Linked DNA regions of Homo sapiens: region 1 is linked to region 2. The links are chromatin contacts, found by Hi-C in ENCODE. All regions are on one chromosome and are shown on one strand. Each heading gives the region's core, a stretch centred on a gene start or an enhancer-like site at or near the end of the contact. The rest is flanking DNA. Distances are from core to core; before and after follow the strand shown.

What was found. Hi-C counts contacts between places; a loop is a spot of excess contacts on that map. Pooled maps may share reads with other maps.
Region 1: a loop to region 2 is called in a pooled map, with 11 times the contacts of the local background. The contact joins the enhancer-like site here to the promoter of ARRDC4 in region 2. A Hi-C loop is called at or near these places in 6 of 168 maps with a recorded cell type or tissue (CD4-positive, alpha-beta memory T cell, HCT116, IMR-90 and 3 more) and 13 of 50 pooled maps.

The regions. Positions count from the first base shown.
Region 1 is chr15:98,864,710-98,867,924 of GRCh38, forward strand. The region is part of intron 2 of IGF1R (insulin like growth factor 1 receptor); the gene reads left to right. Among named protein-coding and RNA genes, the nearest start is that of MIR4714, 82 kb to the left of the region's middle. Within about 2 kb of position 1,427, at least 34 of the 41 ENCODE cell types and tissues checked have a DNase peak (open chromatin) inside an H3K27ac peak, as active enhancers do; they include IMR-90 and natural killer cell, where a contact is called at or near this core.
Region 2 is chr15:97,959,219-97,962,684 of GRCh38, forward strand. It overlaps ARRDC4 (arrestin domain containing 4), which reads left to right and starts at 1,485. Exons shown (of 8, transcript NM_183376.3): 1 at 1,485-1,950. The coding sequence starts at 1,644.

The sequences.
Region 1 (3,215 bases), core at 177-2,676, 910 kb after region 2:
AAAGTTTTAAAAAATTGTCTGTTGTATTCTTTGATTTTACTCTATGTGGTCTTTTCTATTATTTTTAAAATAAAAAAGATTTATACTCCTCAAGTGTAACATTTTATCAAATCTCATGCTTCTGTTTGATGAAACCGAATGGCTAAATTTTTTAAATATCATGCAATCCATCCCAGTTTGTAATTTTATTATGGCCCTCACACAAGAGCGTGCAAGCTATACTAAGCTTCCTGTGGCCCTCGTTTTTCCTCACTGATATTTGTAACTCATTCCAAATTAAATTTTAGGAGTCTGAAATGTAGCTGTTATATTTGGGAGATGTGAAGAAAAGAATCGTAGGCATCTCAGTAGGCTAGGTATCAGATCACACATGCTTGCTGGACCAAAGAGGACTCCTTACAGTAGGATACATGATTCTGAGTTAGTTTGTGTACTAAGTATATACTATATAGCTTTTGAAGGGGAGACGGGCACAGAATTCACAATATCATGCACTAAGGGTTATTTTGTGTTTGCAGTTTCCAGATGAATGTTTTAAAGTTGGCTGCAGAATACAGCGAGATAGGTAAAATCTATTTGAGTATTACTTACAGACCCCAAAGGATATCCCAAAGGATATGTTGGACTAATTCCTAAAATATCCTGTAAGTCATTGCAGGTACAGGCGTGGATCTGGGTTTGGAAACGCCGCCTGGATCGCTGGCTGGGCTCCTGCAGCCGCCAAGGAGGGGCTGGCTGGAGGTGGGGCTCGGCGTGCATAGCGGCCACGTGACTGCGCCCCGGCCACGCCCACCGTCCCTCACGTGGTCCCAGGCCACGCTGGGCTTCGGCATGTGCTAAAGTGGATAGAAAAGGGAGTGGGGCCCGGGCGTGGCTTTGTGGTTTGGGAAGATATGAACTCCTTGGGGTTTTTTTCTCTTTTAATTCTTTAATTTTGATATTTGGAAATGCGTAAAAGGTTTTTCATTTGTCCTTGACCACGTGGTCCAAACCTCAATTTCCCTAGCAGAACGCGGTTTCGATCACTGGTGGATCCGTCTCACAGCACCAGTCATGCTGCCTCGCTGGGAAGTGGAGGGCTCAGGATTCCCGTGGTTCACGATCCATTTTATGTTGGAAGGAAATCATTTTGAACTATCTCAGTACACACCCTAGTGTATCTTTAAACCTAATTGAGTGTTGATGGAAAATCTGCGGTCCGAGAACCGTAAGAAAAGGGGGCTCCCACCTCCCGCTCTGGGGTCGCCACTTGCCTCGCAGGCAGGAGGAGGCTCCCAGAGTAGATACAACTTGCCCGTCACCCGGATGGGTTGGTAGTGCACATATGCACGGGGCGCAGTTTAAAATGAAAGTAAAAGATGCAAATGTGTTTGCAAAAGAAAAATTAACATAGGATACGTGCGGGCGTTCTCAGTTGAACTCGGTCTTACTGTTCCACGCGAGCACCCCATGACTCAGAGCCCAAATCTCAGCGGAACAGCCCAGGACGCTCCTGCCGTCCACAGGAAGACGCCTCTGTCTCTGTCCCCCGCCGCCACCACACAGATGCACGTACTCTCTTCACTTCCGTGTACCCAGTAAATGCAGATCCTGATTTAAATCTGCAGCACGCTGCTTTCTTCCCATTGCATGTGGGAAGCTTCAGGTTCTCTTCGGTTTATTTTCTCATCACCTTTATTAAAATGCAGTAAAGCAAGGAGTATATTAATGCGGGCCTCTGCAAATAGAGGGAATTTATTGAAAAGCAGAATGGCTTGAAAGATTGAACTTCATCTTAAAAATCAGAAACAGACTCTTGTTATTAATAGCTTTAGAAACGAAAATCTAACTTCTGATAAATTATTTCAGAGGAGTGGTTCAAACGTGTAGTAGATAGCTCTGCCTGGTCATCAATTATAGTGACGTCCTTGCATCAGCTCCAGAAACTCAGAATATTCATGAGCTTTCCAGTCTGACTCAGACCTTCAGGAGCCATGAAATTTTCCTGTTGGGATGAGAGGAAGCGCTGGCGGTCGTTTCGGCAGCTTAATGAAACCAGAAATAGATAAGCACGAGTGAGGGGTGATGTCCGCTTGTTTGCTCCCATCATGTTGTTTTTAATGTGTGAAAGTGAAAGTTTTAAAAGTCATACTAAATGTGTGATCCTTTTTAGAATTCACTGGGTACGGGTACGTGGAGGAAGTGTTTTTGTTTTTGTGAATTTGTTTAAACAAATGACTGAGGCTTTGTTTTCCACTCTGTCTGGCCAAGCACCATTGCTACACTTTTTTAAATTCATGACATCCTGAGCAGTGAAGCTGTTCTTCAGCCCGCCTCTCCATTTGTGACTGGAAGACAAGGAGGCAGACACCAATGGCGCCTCTCACAATGGAGGTTTATTTTTTTTTAATCTAACGGAGGGATTGTAGATGGTGTAAAACTTCCTTGTGCCAGGAGAGAAAGGGGGAGAGAGAGAGAGAGAGAGAGAGAGAGAGAAATAACCCATTCTAAACAACTTTAGGAATAGATGATCCGTAGGCATCAACTTTGCGCAGCAACAAAAGCCACTTTCTGAACCTCGTTCTGTGAAGTTTTAAAACAAATTGGGTTTGTTTAATTAAAATATTTCTTAAAGGCAAAAAGCACTGAGCTAATTTTTAAGAATTTTAAGTTATATATTAATATGAGTAGTGATTTATAATTTTCTGTTGAAATACATAAATTCGAGAAGCCCCACCCCTACCACTTGCCAGTCTTGAGTCCCCACGGCTCCTTTGCCTAGGTCTAAAGTCACTGCTTGCACACTCCTGCCTTGCATATGCCTTGCCATCGTGTGGGCCTCTTGGCTGGAAGTGTTCTTGTCCTCCCGTTAGGTATCTTTTATGACGTGAATCCTTACCTCTAATTATTATCTGTGTGTACATCTCATCACCTGCATCTGACTGTGTGCCTTGTGTATGTCTCTTAGCCCTCACAATTGCCTGACATGCCTTACAAACGGGTAGACCAAGTGTTAAATGAACAAATATTTAATAAGAACTTAAAAGCTTTTTGACTTTATATATTTTTAAAGCCATTGTGATTAAACACTATGTTTGATGTGGTGCTAATTCTGTGCTTTATCAACTGTGTGAATTGTAGTATTTTTAAAGTAGGAATAATTGAGAAATATTTTGAAGTTAGGTTAAGCATAGCAGTAAAGTTTCCACTTTTTAAAATAGCCAAATCCAGGCCAG
Region 2 (3,466 bases), core at 235-2,734:
CAATCACTCAACATTTATTGAGCACTTACTGTATGCTAAGATCTGTGTTAGGCCCTAGAGGTCAAAAAACGAATGAGAACAAGTTCTGTGTTTCAAATGAGTGGGATGGATAATACATAGATAAACACGTAAGGTCACGTTGTGTTATATAAAAAAAAAAGTAGGCAGAGTAAGATCATGTAGGGAGCTATTCTAGACGAAATGGTCAGAGAATAGCAACTATTTCTGAACTTTACACAGAGCCTAATTTGTGACTTTTCCACTTTCTCTGAGAGGTAATAAGGAAATTTTGAACTTATAAAACTTTACTAAATCTCCACATTAATAATCTAAACTCAACGAGGGTAGTAGAGCAACCTTTACTTTGAGGTTTTTTTTTTAGGAAAATTGCTAAATTTCATTGTGAGATTAATCAATACATAACAGCTCACAAACGTGGCATGTCGATAAGGGGACAACTTAAAAGTTAAGAAAATGATGACCAGCTAATGACAGCTATGCAAGATGGTAAAAAACAGAACAGAGAAAAAATGGAAGGTTGAAAAGGAAAATGTAGCAGGACAAGCCGGAGGAAACTTGGGCGTGAGGAACAAGTCATCAAGGCAATTGGAAATTTCTGTGGATATGACAATGATGTCAGGAAACTTTCGGGTGGGGCAGAAACTTGAGTGACAGATGTTGTTCAAAAACAATGTGATTCATGATCTTATTTACAGCAGGAAGAATCAGAGTTCCAGCTATTCCTAACAGCGACACTGCGGAGCTTAGGAGGAGAACTCCTTAGGGGATGTATCAGGTTTAAAACCACAACCCTCATTTTTCTTATCTATGGCTCTTACATGGGCTGGGAATTCTGAAACCTGGGAGAGGCGGTGATCAAAAACCTGGAGGTTAGAAGATTCCAAGTCATTCATTAAAGTCCCGATGCGGCCGGCCCCCAAGATCTCAAAAGGAAATATTGCCGAGTTCCGTTTCCCAGAGCATCTATTTCCCCTCGAGTATTGCAGATGTAATCATAAACACAAGCCAGTTACAGCCACAACTTCATGCTTTAGCGAGAACCCAGTGGCTCCTGCAAAGTCCTTACGCTGCTAGAAACCCCGCCCCCGTTCGTAACTATGGGAACGGCTGACACGCTGAGAGCCGGAGATAACCCTGTTCCGCCCCCTCCCTGACAGATACTGTTTCCCACTGTCTGTCCACATGGGCGCACCGCCTCACTATTGGCCAGGGCTCCAGGACTGTGCCTGGCCTCAGCCAGTAAACGGCCTGTGCACGTGCACGCCGGAGCCTCCCGATTGGCCAACACTCCCTGATCACGCACGGCCTTCCTGCGCCCACCCACGCGTGGGAGCGCCAATGAAATGACTCAGTGACCATCTACAACAAATCAGCAAGAAGCAGGGCTCGCAGCTGACCAATGGCCGCCCGCCGGGGGTGGGCTGTCCCGGCCCTTTTCCAGGCCCAACTGGGTTTGTTAAAGCGACAGGCCTCTCGGCGAGCCGGTGCCCCATCGGGTACCGCACGGCTGCCGCGGCGGCCTTACCCTGCCGCGAGCGCCTGTGACAGCGGCGCCGCTGTGCTCGCGACCCCGGCTCCGGGCCTCTGCCGACCTCAGGGGCAGGAAAGAGTCGCCCGGCGGGATGGGCGGGGAGGCTGGGTGCGCGGCGGCCGTGGGTGCCGAGGGCCGCGTGAAGAGCCTGGGTCTGGTGTTCGAGGACGAGCGCAAGGGCTGCTATTCCAGCGGCGAGACAGTGGCCGGGCACGTGCTGCTGGAGGCGTCCGAGCCGGTGGCCCTGCGCGCGCTGCGCCTGGAGGCCCAGGGGCGCGCCACCGCCGCCTGGGGCCCGAGCACCTGCCCCCGCGCCTCGGCCAGCACCGCGGCCCTGGCTGTCTTCTCGGAGGTGGAGTACCTGAACGTGCGCCTCAGCCTGCGGGAGCCCCCGGCCGGTAAGCGCAGGCGAGCGCCTGGGGTTCCCCCGCCAGGCTGCGGGGCCGGGGAGGGGCTGGGAGGCCGCGCACCCTCGGGATGCCCACCTGGCAGGTGAGATCAGGGCGGGCTTCCGGGGGTGGGGTCCGGCCTACCCTCGCGGGTAAGGAGAGACCGCAAGTCCTGGGTGCGCAGCTCTTCCTGGCGCCCCGCCCCTGGCCCGCCGGGCCTGACCGGGACCAGTGGCTCGGGATTTTCTAGGACCGCGACGGGAGGGGGCCATTGGGTGCGGTGGGAACCTGTGATTGGACAATGGGGGATCCAGAAATCTAGGTCCTGTTCCTTCTGGTCCAAGAAAGGGACGGTGGAACCGGCGGCTATGAGGTTCCATTCTGCGGTGCCCGTGTCCTATGGCCTCCACTCCTCCCTATCCTGCATACGTTCTTGGTTCATGATGAATTAGCAGAAATTTGGTTTGGGGAATAGGGAAGTAGTTTCTGAGGGGTAGGAGTTCAAAGGAAGTGTTTTCCAGACTTGATCATCATGCTTGGTTTCCCTCTTCTGGGGAGCAGGGCAACTTAGTAAGAGTTGTACCTCTACCTGATACTGCTGCTGTTTCCTCCGCATCCTCTTCCTCCCCATCCTCCTCCTCCCCTCCTACCCGCTTCTTCCCCTCTCCCCCACTTCTCTCCACTCAAAATGCCTTTAGAGACAAGAGCATCAGGGCGTGTCGGGATTTCCCTTCCTGCTCACTTTGGTGAAGTCCAGTTCACAGTGTAGACTTTTCCAGAAGTACCCATGTGGGGACACACTACATGAGCGTTTCATTAATATTAGATACCAAAATTGGATCCCTTTAGTCACGAAAATACTAAGAACCATGAGTCTTACTCATTTCATGGATGGAAACTAGTTTAAACTTTTACGTTTTTGCCATGAGCTTTTATCTATCAAATAAAACAATGGTATGCACCTCCTCTCCTTGAAGAGTAAACGCATTATATCTATGTGCTATGTCTTATACAAAATATAATAGAATATGTGGTTTTGCCCTATCCTACTGTGGACACAGTGAACTCCTCGAGGTAAGTGATCATCTGAGTCATCCCAAAATTGTAGTGAGGAAAACTATATTTGGAACCAAAACTGCCTTTTGGATCAATGGGAACAGTGTGTTAGTGATAGTTCTTACTCCTTCATGCACTTTCCTCAGTATGGCTTCCAGGATCAACCCAGGCCCCAGTGGAAGCAGACAATACAATTTGCAAGATGGCCGAATGGAGTCAAGGACCTTGGGAGTGAGACATACATTGATTTTTGTCCAGGACTTTGGACTGTATCTCTGGGCCTATAACTGCTGAGTCAATAGATGTAAAATTAAAAGCAGTTGAACCTGGGATTAGCAATAAAAAACTGCTTTGGTAAAATCTGGGCTAACATTTTTTTTAATTCACAAGTCAGATGTTTATTCGTCACACACACACATATATACACATGTGGAACAGAATGTAAAAACTAGACAATTTGAAAATCTTA